Regions from separate parts of the Homo sapiens genome. Here region 2 is linked to region 1. Evidence: chromatin contacts called from ENCODE Hi-C or POLR2A ChIA-PET data. All regions are on one chromosome and are shown on one strand. Each heading gives the region's core, a stretch centred on a gene start or an enhancer-like site at or near the end of the contact. The rest is flanking DNA. Distances are from core to core; before and after follow the strand shown.

The links. A loop is a pair of places that touch in the nucleus more often than their neighbours do. ChIA-PET counts read pairs that join two places held with the same protein, here RNA polymerase II (POLR2A). Pooled maps may share reads with other maps.
Region 2: a pooled map shows a loop between it and region 1 (2.1-fold over the local background). The contact joins the enhancer-like site here to the promoter of TNS4 in region 1. A Hi-C loop is called at or near these places in 1 of 168 maps with a recorded cell type or tissue (right lobe of liver) and 7 of 50 pooled maps. POLR2A ChIA-PET finds 5 or more read pairs at or near these places in 6 of 52 experiments (A549, BJ, CD4-positive, alpha-beta memory T cell and 2 more).

The regions. Positions count from the first base shown.
Region 1 is chr17:40,496,889-40,503,452 of GRCh38, reverse strand. TNS4 (tensin 4) reads left to right here and starts at 1,830. Exons shown (of 13, transcript NM_032865.6): 1 at 1,830-1,919. RefSeq lists an enhancer at 3,417-4,288.
Region 2 is chr17:40,354,385-40,361,294 of GRCh38, reverse strand. RARA (retinoic acid receptor alpha) reads right to left here. Exons shown (of 9, transcript NM_000964.4): 7 at 6,789-6,910; 8 at 5,874-6,032; 9 at 3,652-5,286. The coding sequence ends at 5,069. It overlaps GJD3 (gap junction protein delta 3), which reads left to right. Exons shown (of 1, transcript NM_152219.4): 1 at 1-643. Among named protein-coding and RNA genes, the nearest start is that of GJD3-AS1, 5.0 kb to the left of the region's middle. RefSeq lists a silencer at 6,133-6,202. Within about 2 kb of position 2,619, at least 6 of the 41 ENCODE cell types and tissues checked have a DNase peak (open chromatin) inside an H3K27ac peak, as active enhancers do.

The DNA of each region.
Region 1 (6,564 bases), core at 581-3,080:
TTATACAGACCCAGGCATAGTGGTACATGTCTGTAATCCCAGCTACTCCAAAGTCTGAAGTGGGAAGATCACTTGAGTCCGGGAGGTTGAGACCAGCCTGGGCAACATAGCAAGACCCCATCACAAAAAAAAAAAGAATTATATACCATGACCAGGGGGTTCATCCCAGGTATGCAAGGAGGGTTCAAAATTCAAAAGTAAATTAATGTAATCTATCACATCCATAGGCTAAAGAAAAAATGTCATATCTATAGATGTATAAAGAAATGCCACTCCATCCATCCCTTGATGATCACGGCAAAGGGCAGTGATGTGGTGTTGGGCAGGGTTTGTGAGGCAGCTGGGGCTGAAATCACTGTTCTGAGACCATCTTAAGCTAAAGGAAGCAGCTGGGTGTGAAACAAAAGAGCCAATCTGCCAAGAAAGACCATAACCCCCAGGTATGGGTCTGTAAGGCTGGAGGACCCCCTGGCCCTGAAGAACCACTGCAGAGGCTATCCATACCAGCCCCAGGGGAGATGGCCAGGGTTACCCCGGAGTTGCCACAGTCTCTGCCCAACACTTCGCCCTACTGTAACCTGCCCCTTCCACTCAAGAAACTCACGAGTCGCCCCTCCCACTCTCCCACAATCATGAGCCACAGCCTCATGGGGGAAGCCGCCATGTGCAGTGACATCCACTCCAGGGCAGGAGCACCACATTTTTCATCCAAAGACATAATTGCTCATCAAGCCATGTGCCAACAAGGCTGCATGGACACCTAGGGACACCTTTTATGTCACCATCAGGAAGGGGCACCTTATATAACTTTCCATAGCTTTGCTCACCGGCCTCCCATGCACTAGTTCACCATGCCTCAGTGAAACCCCAGGGCATCAAAAACTGTAAGGCCAGAAGCCCTTCCACTGGGCATAATGGGGGCATGGGGCAACCCACCCCTGAGATTAGCCTACTGGGATCACCATGAGTCCCTGGGCTGGAGACTTCGCCAGCTCCCTCACTTCAGACCGCTCCCAGACCAGGCTCTGCCATCAGCACCCTCCCCTCACCATGTCTGAACACCTCCTTACAACATTCTAGGACCCCTGCCCCTCTAGAACAGGGAGAGAGTTGGAACCATGGAGAAGGAGCTACCAGACCAGACTTCTGGGCTTCCTGATCTCACCCTCCAATGTCCTCCCCTCAGGGAACTTCCACCCTGGGGCACAGACCAGACGAGGGACAGAGATAGCCCATGAGTGAAGGAACAGCTATAAGCCCCTTCTCAAAGCCCTCCAGACACTTCAGCCTCCTTTCCTTGAGTTAGAGGCCCCATCCCAAGCTAGAGTCATTACTGTAAAAGGAGAGAAAGAAGAAAAGACAAGCTCGTGCCTAGCCTTACTTCCAGTGGGCCCTTACCCTGTGCCTGTCCCAGTGTGACCCAGCACAAAGGGGGACTGCAGAGGGTCTCCTGCCCACTGGCATCCTGCTTTGTCAAGGCCCTCACTCTCTGCCAGCTCTGCCAACCCATGGCCTCTGCCCCAGCCAGCACCTGAGGAGTGCCCACTGCACACCTTGATTCTAGCTATGCCCTGTCCAAGCAAGGACTCCCTGGCCATGTGGTGCCACGAGAAGCCCAAGCAGGAACTTGGGAGCCCCTCACACACACCCAGACCCAAAACCCACCACCCAGTGCTTCCCTTCCTGCTGCCTGTGCCAGCCCCACCTGAGCTCACTGGATCCAGCAGGGGTGGGGCCTACTGCTGTCAGGGCCACGTGCAGGGCCCGCCCGGAGGGGAGGAGAGAAGGCGGGCAAGCTGCTTTTAAGGCAGGTCTGGAGGTGAACTGGCGCCTCTCCTGACTCTTCACCTGGACTCTGAGTCGTCTTGGTCCCAGGAGCCAGTAGTGAAGGCAACAGTCTGCCCACCTGTGGACACCAGGTAGGTGCCTTTATTCTTTAAGAAGAGAGGAACACGGAGCACCTTTGCTGGCCCTGATTCATTTAAACATTTTTTTTTTTTTTTTTGAGATGGAGTCTTGCTCTGTCACCCAAGCTGGAGTGCAGTGGCGCGATCTCGGCTCACTGCCAACGTCTGCCTCCAGGGTTCAAGCGATTCTCCTGCCTCAGCCTCCCAAGTAACAGGGATTACAGATGTTTGCCACCATGCCCGGCTAATTTTCTTATGTTTAGTAGAGACGCGGTTTCACCATGTTGGCCAGGCTGGTCTCAAACTCCTGACCTCAGGTGATCCTCCCACCTTAGCCTCCCAAAGTGCTGGAATTACAGGCGTGAGCCCAGCCTCATTTAACCTTTTGTCTTCAGCTTCTCCATTTCTCAGGGCTCAGAGTGAAGGTGGGGAGAAATGGGGTGGAGGATGTGGATGAGACAGAGATGGTCTCAGGATCACAGACCGCGGAGTTCAGCAGTTCAAGGGAACTAAACCTGTGCCCCTCGGCAAATAGATGAGAGAGCTGAGGGCCACAGAGAAGAGGCTTGCCTGAGGTCATGGAAAGGGACTGGACACAGAACCCAGGCCTCTCGCCTCCCAGCGCTCTGGGAGCCCTCTGGGCACTTCAGAGGTAGACAGGACTGGGAGATGGGGCGGCTGGCCTTCACTGGTCCTATGGGTCCCTGCCTGAGGTCCACGTCCTGCGTCACCGGGTCTGGGTGGGAGGGATGGGAAGATCGGGAGCCAGTTTTCAAAAATAGGGGGTGCAGTGGAGATTGGGCTAATGAGGCAAAGTGCTTTGGGGGAGACTCAGGCTTTACCCTTGCCCCACCCTCTCCCTTCACTGACCTGGGCTCATTGGGAGAGAGTAAGTCAGGAGAAGAGGTTGGCAATGACACGGAAGAGGGGATTTGCCAAGGCACCAGGACTCCCCAGAGTCCTTGGGAACAAAGAAAGAGATCTGAGTCAGAATCAGAAGTGGGAGCGGGTAGGGGGCACCTACAAATAGAGCAGAGGTGGCTGGAGCCCTCCTTGCCCCCGCCCCGTGCCTCCCAACCACACAGAGCCCCGGGCCCAGGGACTCTCCCCACCACTTACAGCAAGAAAGAGCAAGTTAGAGGAGTGTGCGGGGCCGCGAAGGGGGCAGCATTCAGGAATACAGGAGTAAGATGGAGCCCTGCCTTGGTACATCCAAGGGCGACGCAGAGCCTTAAAAGTGAGGGGAGGCTGAAGAGGAGCGTAGGGGCTGCCTGCCCTTTGCTCAGCTCCAGGTCTGTCCCTCTTGGTTCCAGAATCCCAGAAGGGGCAGCGGTGGACAGGGTTCTTAAATATGTGAAGCAGCAGCAGAGGCTAAAAGTGTGGGACCGTGGAGCAAGACCACCTGGGTTTAAACCCCAATTCACAGTTGGGGTTGTATGACCTTGGGCAAATTCCTCAACCTCTCCAGCCCTGCAGCAATAGCACCCTCCTCAGAGAGCTGTTGAGAAAATGCAAGGTGTTCAGTGTCTGTTATTATCACATCCCCATCACACAGATGGGACAACTGAGGTCTGCCCAGAGAGGAAAGGACGCTTGCCCAGCGTGGCACAAAAGCTGTGTCCAAATTAGTAAGCAGGTATACTGGGTCCTGGTTGCGAGGGGACACCCAGCCCTCCTTGAGCTCTGCAAAGTCAGCAGCCCCAGCCTCCTCTGCAGGACACAGCCAGAAAACCCTGCAGGGAGCGCCCAGATCCTGTCCCAACAAACCCAGTCCACTTGGAGCCTGTGTGGAAAAAGCCGTGGTTCCGGCTCTGTGTCCTCAGCTGTCCCGGGAGGGCGGGAGCGCAGAGGCCGGCTCCCTTCCACTTCCATTTATAGAAAGCTTCCCGTGCCCGGGATGCCCCGCCCCCTGCAGGACCTGGCCAAGGAAAAGTCTGGCATCAGACCTACCGGAGCCACGGGCGTTGGGGGAGGCAGGAGAGGGGAAGGGGCCCTGGCTTTTCTCATGAAACCTGTGCGACCTTCAGCCAATCATGCCCCCTCTCTAGATCCCAGGTGTCCCTCTGCACTTGAATTCCATGTGGCATTGTAGCAGGACGAGCCGCAGACAAAACTCCTCAGACACCAAGTTAAAGAAGGAAGGGGTTTATTCGGCCGGGGGCATCAGCAAGACTCCTGTCTCAAGAGCCGAGCTCCCCGAGTGAGCATTTCCTGTCCCTTTTAAGGGCTCACAACTCTAAGGGGGTGCGTGTGAGAGGGTCGTGATCAATTGAGCAAGCAGGGGGTACGTGACTGGGGGCTGCACGCACCGGTAATTACGTGGGAACAAAACAGGAAAGGGATTTTCACAGTGCATTTCTATACAATGTCTGTAATCTATAGATAACATAACCGATTAGGTCAGGGGTCGATCTTTAACTACCAGGCCCAGGGTGTGGCGCTGGGCTGTCTGCTTGTGGATTTCATTTCTGCCTTTTAGTTTTTACTTTTTCTTTCTTTGGAGGCAGAAATTGGGCATAAGACAATATGAGGGGTGGTCTCCTCCCTTAGCATAAGGAATTAAGATTCCAAAATCCCACACCTGGGTTTGAATCCCAGCTCCACCATCTTTCTGGATGTGAAGCGTGTTTCTTGACCTCTCCGAGTCTCAGCATCTTCATCTGTAAAATGGACTGACAACTCAAAATAAATAAATAAGGCCAGGCACAGCGGCTCACACCTGTAATCCTAGCACTTTGGGAGGCCGAGGAAGGAGGAGCACTTGAGCCCAGGAGTTCAAGACCAGCCTGGGCAACAAAGTGAGACCCTCTTTCTACAAAAAATTCTCTGGGTATAGGGCACAAGCCTGTAGTCCCAGCTACTCGGGAGGGTGAGCTGGGAGAATCGCTTGAGCCCCAGGAGGTCAAGGCTGCAGTGAGCCATGACTGTGCCACTGCACTCTAGCCTGGGCAACAGAGCGACACCTTGTCTCAAGAAAAAAAAACAAGAGGACTGACAATAGGGTGCAGTACTTCCTAGAGCTGTGAGAGGATTGAGTTACCAATGTAATTCGTATGTAAACTATTTGGCACATGGTCAGCGCTCAATAAATGGAAGCTACTATTATGAGGCTGTTATACTCCATAAGTCCTTATTTCTAAGTACTATTTAGAATTGCCTAACTACCTTCACAAGGAGCACCTCACTGGTTCCATAACACTCTCTGGGAGGGTGCAGGAATTCTCATTACCATCTCACAGATGAGGAAACTCAGGGTCAGAGTCACACCATAAGGAGCTATTTGAGCTAGAAGTCAAATCTAAACCTTCGGATCCCAGAGTCCACTTTCTCTTCTCCCAGGCTAGTCTCAGATACCTTTTCCAGTGCTAAGGTCTGACTCCAAAACAGGACGTAAAGGAGGCGTTTTGGCAACGAGAAGAAAGAGAGTTGGGGGGTGTTGGTGGGGGCTGGGGACCAGCAGCAAAGCTCAGAGCAGGCAATGGGAGTGTAACCAGCACATTGCAGCTCTGTACAGTTTTCTTGGCAGCCTCAGTCCCAGAACTTCTTACCTCCTTACCAAGCCCCACCTACAAGAAACTAGCATGTGGCATTAAGGTTAGACAATGGAAAGGACTTTTCACAGTAAGGAAAATGAGGAGGTTGAGACATCTCTTTCCCAAATGAGCCCCAAGGAAATGAATATCATCTGATGATGTCACTCCCCAGCTCAAAACTTTTCAGAGCCTCCCTGTTGCCCTCAGGGTTGAGCTGGCAGTCCTGAGCCCAGCCTGCAAGGCCCTACGGGATCTGGCCAGCCTGCCTCCCCCGCCCCATCTCCTCCACCCACCCCAGGTGCTCTGTTACTCAGGTGCTCAATAGGGTCTTGTGAGCTTCCCTGCTGGCCAGACTTTTGCACAAATGGTCCCCTCTACTTTGTTTATTTATTTGTTTATTTGTTTAGTTAGAGACAGAGTCTTGCTCTGTCATCCAGGCTGCAGTGCATTGGCTCGATCTCGGCTCACTGCAACCTCTGCCTCCCAGCTTCAAGCAATCCTCCTGCCCCAGTCTCCTGAGTAGCTGGAATTACAGGCACGTGCCATCATGCCAGCTAATTTTTATATTTTTAGTAGAGATGGGGTTTCACCATGTTCACCAGGCTGGTCTCGAACTCCTGACCTCAAGGGATCAGCCCACCTCAGACTCCCAAAGTGCTGGGATTACAGGTGTGAGCCATCACGCCCAGCTCATCCCCTCTAACTTAAATCTTCCTCTCTGCCTCCTCATCCCTACTCAACTTGCGCAGCTACCTCTTGCTTTTCCTTCTTATCTCCCTTTGCGTGTCCCTTCCTCCAGGAAGACCTCCCTAACCTCCCCACTGAACTAGAAAAGTGCACTGTCCCTTCCCTCCTCTCTCGTGACACTGCTTACAGTTGTTCACCCACTTACTTGTCTGTTTCACCAACCGGCCCAAGTGCAGGTGCTCAGACATCAGGCAGCCGAGGGCCCAGTCCTTCTCTACACTTGTTGGCAGTGTGACCCTTGGGCAAGTTACCTACCTCTCTGTGCCTCAGTTCTCTCCCTGTAAAATGGGATAATAATACCTACCTTATACAGTTGTTATAAGGATTTTTAAAGCCTTTATCTAAAAATACCAGAGCTTATGTGGATAATAATTACT
Region 2 (6,910 bases), core at 1,370-3,869, 140 kb after region 1:
AGCACCGGCTTCCAGGTGTGCTCAGAACCATAGGGAATTTTCTCTTCTAACAAGCACCAGACCTGCTTGCTGCCAAGCGTTTGAACGTGCTGTTCCTTTGCCCAGAGTAGCCGCTGCTTCCTGCAGCCTTCTCCTCCCCTAGCTAATGCCCACCCACCTATTGTTGTCACTTGGGAAGAAAACAGACACCTTCAAGGAGAGGGCTCCCCTGGTAGCCCCCACCCCAAGACAGAGCTGGATGCCCCTCGCTTCCGTAGGGAAAGCACTTCTCCTGCAGGATGGCATTGCTCTCTCCCCTTCCATGGCACGTAGTATGTGCTCAGTAAATATGTGTTGGATGAGAAACTGAAGGTGTCCCCAGGCCTACACCACTGCCATGCCCGAACACTATCCATGCTATGGTGGGCACCATCTCTCTGATGACAGTTCTGTGTCCACAACCCAGACCCCTCCACACAAACCCAGATGGGGCTGTGCCGCTGTTTTCCAGATGTATTCATTCAACAAATATTTGTAGGGTACCTACTGTGTGTCAGAAGATGTTCAAGATCAGCATCATCCGATGGAAATAGCATATGAGCCATGTATGTAGTTTCAAGTTTTTCATTAGCCACATTAAAAAAGTAAAAGGAAACAAATGAAATTAATTTTAGTCACGTATTTTATTTAACCTAGCACACCCAAAGTATTTTCATCTTAATGCCTCATTGATATTAAAAAGTATTAAGGAGATAGTTTACATTCTTTTTTTCATACTAAGTCTTCCAAATCTGCACCCACCTAGCCAATTCTTTCCTCTAGAGATTTAGCAATGAGCCTCGGCTACAGCGGGAGACTCCGTCTCAAAATAAATAAAACTAAATTAAAAAGAGATTTAGCTGAGAGAGGCCACCTCTTCCAGGAAGGCTTCTGAGCCCTGCCCCAAGCGTGATTCAGTGCCTCTGCCCTGCACTCCCGTAGGCCTGTCAAGCCTGTTGCAGCTCTGCCCAGGTGGCATCCCGGTCACCTTCCTCTGGCTCAGTCTCTCTGCGGAGGATGGGCCCTGGCTCAGTGCAAAGCACATCAGCCCTGGAGGACCACACTCCACAGCAGTGGATCTCACATGGGGGTGATTTTGCCCCCCAGGGGGGCGTTTAGCAGTGTCTGGAGACATATTTGGTTGTTACAGCTGGGGTGGGAGAGAAGCACCACTAGGGTTTCATGGGCGGAAGGTTGGAGATGTTGCTTAGCATCCTGCAATGCACAGGACAGCCCCCACAACCTGGCTCAGATCTTCACATTGGTGCTGAAGCTGAGCAACTCTGCTCGACAGCAGTGAACTGTGGACCACTGAGGACAACCCCAAGACTAGAGGTTCCAAACAGCAAAGGCACTACCCCAAGGGGCATTTTGTAAATGTGGGGGCCACTGCTTTGTTTTCACAATGATGGGGGACCCCATTGGCATTTAGTGGGCAAGGGCTATGGACGTCAAGATATCCTCTTGAAATAAAAACCTGCTTGGCACAACTTTTTTGTTTTTATTTTTATTCTTTGAGACAGGGTCTCCATCTGTTGCCCAGACTAGAGTGCAGTGGTGTTATCACGGCTCACTGCAGCCTCAACCTCCAGGGATCCAGCAACTCTCCCACCTGAGCCCCCCCCCCAAGTAGCTGACACCACAGATGCACACTACAAGGCTAGGCTAATTTTTGTATTTTTTTTTGTAGAGGCAGGGTTTCACCATGTTGCCCAGGCTGGTCTTGAACTCCTGGACTCAAGTGATCCGTCAGCCTCTGCCTCCCAAAGTTCTGAGATTACAGGCTTGCGCCACTGCGCCCAGCCTCAGGCACAACTTTAGAATGTCCAACTGGACATTGGCATAAGTGAAAACCCTGGGCCCAAACCCTGTTTTACATGTAAAACATTAAGGGTTTTGAGGCCAGGCACGGTGGCTCACGCCTGTAATCCCAGCACTTTGGGAGGCCGAGGCGGGCGGATCATGAGGTCAGGAGATCGAGACCATCCTGGCCAACACAGTGAAACCCCGTCTCTACTAAAAATACAAAAATTAGCCGGGTGTGGCGACGTGTGCCAGTAGTCCCAGCTGCTGGGGAGGCTGAGGCAGGAGAATGGCAATGGCGTGAACCCGGGAGGCGGAGCTTGCAGTGAGCCGAGATTGCGCCACTGCCCTCCAGCCTGGGTGACACAGCAAGACTCTGTCTCAAAAAATAAAAGAAAAGAAAAGATAAAGAAAAAACCATTAAGGGTTTTGTTTGGGCTTTTTTTGCATTGTTTTATTATAGATCAAACATGCCGATTTTTATTCCAACATCCACCCATGCTCTTTAATGTTCCTGGGCTTCTTGTACAGAATGGCTTCCAACCTTCTTTTAAATCCAAATGTATTCATTCAAAAGAGGGGCAAGCATTAATCTATTGAAACACATAGCACTGCCCCTCAATTTATCCTTTATAATACGGTTGTGACAACATATTGATCTGTGAAATCACGTGTACAGGTACAGTATGTTAGATTTCATTTCAGACTCGTAAAGATGTTAGAAAATATTTACTGGAGGAAAAGCGCCTCGGTCCCCGCGGTTGCCTCCAGCCTAGGGCGGCCGGTGAGTCAAGCAAGGCGCTGCCGCCACCTGGTGGTTAATGTAGAAATGGCAGGCAGCCTCTAGCAGAAGGAACCCTTTGCCTTACTCCCTCCCGGCTAGGCCCCCACAGCTTCCATCCCAATCCTGTGTTCTTGTTAAGTTTCTTTCTTCTTTTTCTTTCTTTCTTTCCTTTCTTTCTTCTTTCTTTTTTCTTTTCTTTCTTTCTTTCTTTCCTTTCTGTCCTTTCTTTCCTTCCCTTTCTTTCTCTTTCGTCCTTTCCCTTTCCTTTCTCCTTTCTTTCCTTCCTTCCTTCTTTCTTTTTCTTTCTTTCTTTCTTATTTGAGACGGAGTCCTGCTCTGTCGCCCAGGCTGGAGTGCAATGGCACGATCTCGGCTCACTGCAAGCTCCAGCTCCCAGGTTCAAGCAATTCTCTTGCCTCAGCCTCCCTAATAGCTGGGATTACAGGCGCCCGCCACCACGCCCAGCTAACTTTTTTGTATTTTTAGTAGAGACGGGGTTTCACCATGTTGGCCAGGCTGGTTTTGAACTCCTGACCTCAAGTGATCCGCCCACCTCAGCCTCCCAAAGTGCTGGAATTACAGGCATGAGCCACTGCGCCAGGCCTCTTGTTAGGTTTCTATGAGTCCCTGACCCCAGCTCCTGTGCCATCTGTCATTCCTGCCGTGATGGTGAAGGCTTCCCAAGGACCAGAAATGTCTAGGGGTGGCTCCGGCTTCCTCCCTCAGACTGGGGGTTCCCTGAAGGTGGGGGCAGCTTTCCTCCTCTTCTCTCCCACTCCCAGACTGGGGCTCCTTGACATGGGCAGTGTGGATCCCCAGACTGAGGGCTTCCCAAGGGGCAGGACTTTCTCCTTCTCAGCATCTCCAAAGACCCCAGCACAAGGTAAGCCTCAGAAGGCAGCTTGGAAGGGTGCCCTGGCCAGCCCCTTGGCCCCAGTGCTCATTCCTGGCCATCACAGGCCCAGAGCACATGACGAAACCCATCCCAAGCCCCCAGACCAGACGCCAAGAGGAGGGGGTGGAGGCAGCAAGGCTGGAGGCATGTGTAGAATAAATAGAACTTTATTCTTTATCCAGTAGATCTCAGTGGAAAGCCCAACAGTAACAGGTGCACCCACGGGCTCCAGGGGAAGGGGCCCCAACCCCTGGTGAAGGAGGTCGGGGCAGAGCCAGCTCCCCCAGCTGGGGGTGCAGGGGTGAGGGGAGACCCCCCTGTAGGCCCGTCCTGCGGGGTAAGGAGGGGGCACGGGGGTGGGACAGGTTGGGGGTGGGGGGCAGGCCAGGGAAATGGAGGAACTCGGGCCAAGTGTGTGTCGGCCCATCTACTGTCCAGTGTGTGTGTGTTTGTGTGTGTGCGCACGCGCATGTGTGTGGTGTCTGGGGGCCCTATGGGGGTGCTGGTGGCTGAGGCCGGGGGTGGGGGCAGCTCGGGCCCCTGGCCAGCCCCTTCACAGTGGGGGCTGGGGAGCCTAGATGATGTGGGCCCTGACGGGAGGCAGCTCTGCCGAGGAGCCAGGTCTGGGAAAACTCTGTCCCGGGGCCCTTGCTCTGCCCTGCTCCATGCCTCATGGTGGGTGCAGGCAAGTGCCAAGGCCAGGAGCCTGTCCTTTCAGGGCTGCCCCACACCGTCCACACCCAGTGGTCAGGCAGAGGGAGAAAGGGGCTGGCGGCTTCTCCAGTGGGAGGGAGGGGAAGGCAGGCCTTGGAAAGTTAGTACTTCACAGTTTTAAAGAGAAAACTGAGGAGGAAAAGGCTGAGGAGGAGAACTGGGGGGCACAGGGACATGAAAGGAGAGTGGGGGCCCCTTCCGAGCCACTCCCTCCCCCGGACCCACCCCCTCCAGCTCTGGATCCAGCTCCCCCCAATACACAGCACAAATTCCTTCAGTATAAATGTGCTTAAAATGAAAATTCTTATTAAAAAAATCAAAACAAAAAAATTAAAATAAAAACAAAACCAGCGAGAATTAATACCTGGGGTTGGTATGGCAGGGTATGTACAGGGGGAACCCCCCGCCCCTGTCCCACCCCCTCTGTCACCAACCGAGGCAGGGGGGAGGTTGAGGTTCCCCAGCTGGGGAGCAATGGCTTGTGAGTTCTGAGGATGGGGGAGCCAAGTCCTGGCGTTTGCTGGTGATGAAGATGTGGTGAGCTGGGCAGAGGGGTGTCTTGATGAACACGAGGCCCCCAGGACCCATCCTGAGACCCAGGACCAGGGGCCTCACTCAGTTCCTGGCCTCGGCCTCTGACGTCAGCCCAGGCTGTGGGAGCAGGCAGTCCACTGAGGGCCCAGGCCTCTGTCCAAGGAGTCGCTGCCTCCTCCCTCCCCGTCCCCCAGGGAAGGTCCCCAGTACTGCCCGGGAGGGCAGGTGGGGGCAGGGCTGGTGCGGGGTCACATGGTCGGTAGAAAGGCAGAGAAAAGCCGGGGCGGAGGGCGAGGGCTGTGTCCATGTGGCGTGGGCGGTCACGGGGAGTGGGTGGCCGGGCTGCTTCTGTTGGAGCTGGGGCTGAGGCTGGGGCTACAGCTGCCTGGCGGGGGGGCCAGGCCACCCCCGTCCCGCCCCCCACCCCCCGGCTGTCCGCTCAGAGTGTCCAGGCCCTCTGAGTTCTCCAACATTTCCTGGATGAGAGGCGGCATGGAGCCCGGGATCTCCATCTTCAGCGTGATCACCCGCTCAGCCCCTGCAGGAAAGGAGGGGGCAGAGGTCAGCACGCTGGGCCAGCCCTCCCACCCCCAGCCCCAGCAAGCCTGGCTCGAGGTGGGAAGATCAATACTGCTGATATTAGCATCTTTCTTGGGATTCAGTTCTTTGACACGAGCCAGCTCTCTTAAGCCCCCAGGTCCAGAGGCTGGTGGCAATGGGGCAAAGTGGTCCCGAACTCCGGCTCCAGGGCCAGACTGCCGGCCTGGGCTAGACGCCAAGCCCTTCCTTCCCCTGTGCTGTGTGCTAGGGATCATCCCGACCCCTCTGTAAACACGAATGTTATCCCCGCCCTCGGAAGGGAAACTGTAGCTAGGAGCTGTTGAGTGACCCACACAAGGACACACACCCACGTGTCTGGTTCCAGAGCCACGATCTGAACTACCACACAAAGGTGACACAGGCGGGCCACCTCGGCAAAGTGGAGTCACTAGGGGACCTCAGCCTAGACACAGATGGGGACAGGTGTCGTATTGTCCTGGCACAAAGACATGGGGTGCTGGCTTGGATGTGGGGGCCTGGGCCAGGTGTCGGGGGCCGGTACCCCTCCAGGTCTGTGAGCCTCACCCTTGGCGCTGATGCTTCGCAGGTCAGTAATCTTCATTAGCATCTTGGGGAACATGTGGGGGCGGCTGGGCCTCCGCTTCCGCACGTAGACCTTTAGCGCCTCCAGCAGCGGCTCCTGCAGCATGTCCACCCGGTCCGGCTGCTCCAGGTCCTGGCGGTCTGAGGAAGCAGAACCACCCCCTGAGCAGCTGGGAACACAGCTGCACCCCCAGCCTCGGCCACCGGGGGGCGTGCCTGCCCAGGCCATGGAGGAGGGCAGCTCGCAGGCGCCTCCCCACACAGGGCAGGGCATGGGGTCTCTGCTGCCGCAGGGTACAGAGGCCCTTAAAAGGGAGCAACGGGAGCTGAGGGTGAGGGGGTGCCCCAAACCCTCCCTGAGCCCAGTTAGTGGGATGGGACCCCAAATGGGCAGTGCCATCCTCAAGCAGGGAGAGGGTTCCCAGGCAGGCTCCCACTCCCCCCTGTTATTCTGGAAACCAGATGAAATGGCAGAAATCACAACAATAAAATAGCAACTAACAAGCACTGGAGCTCGCTCTGGGCACCTGCACAGTATCTGTTACCACCGTAATCCTCCCATCAACTTCATGAGCTAGAGACCGTTACCGCCCCCACTGTACAGAAACGGAGGCCCAGAGAAGTTCAGCAACCTGCTCAGGGTCATGCATCGGCCAGGAGGTGACCCTGGTTGGTCCGACCCTCAAACCCTCACTCTTAACCTCCCTAGAAGGGGTGTTGCCCAGAAATCGGGAACAGGAGTCCAGGCCCCACATGGCCCCCTTGCTGTGTAGTTGCAGACCAGACCCTGCCCTCTAGAGATACCTAACAGAGGTGGCCTGAAAGAGCTCCCTGGAAGAGACTCCAGGGCTGCACCCCCGTCCCAGCCCAGCCCCCAGACCCAGGCCCCCTGCCCACCTCCGCAGATGAGGCAGATGGCGCTGAGCAGCCCCGTCTCCGCATCATCCATCTCCAGGGGCAGCAGCTGGTTGGCGAAGGCAAAGACCAGGTCGGTGAGGGGGCCGAAGCCAGCGTTGTGC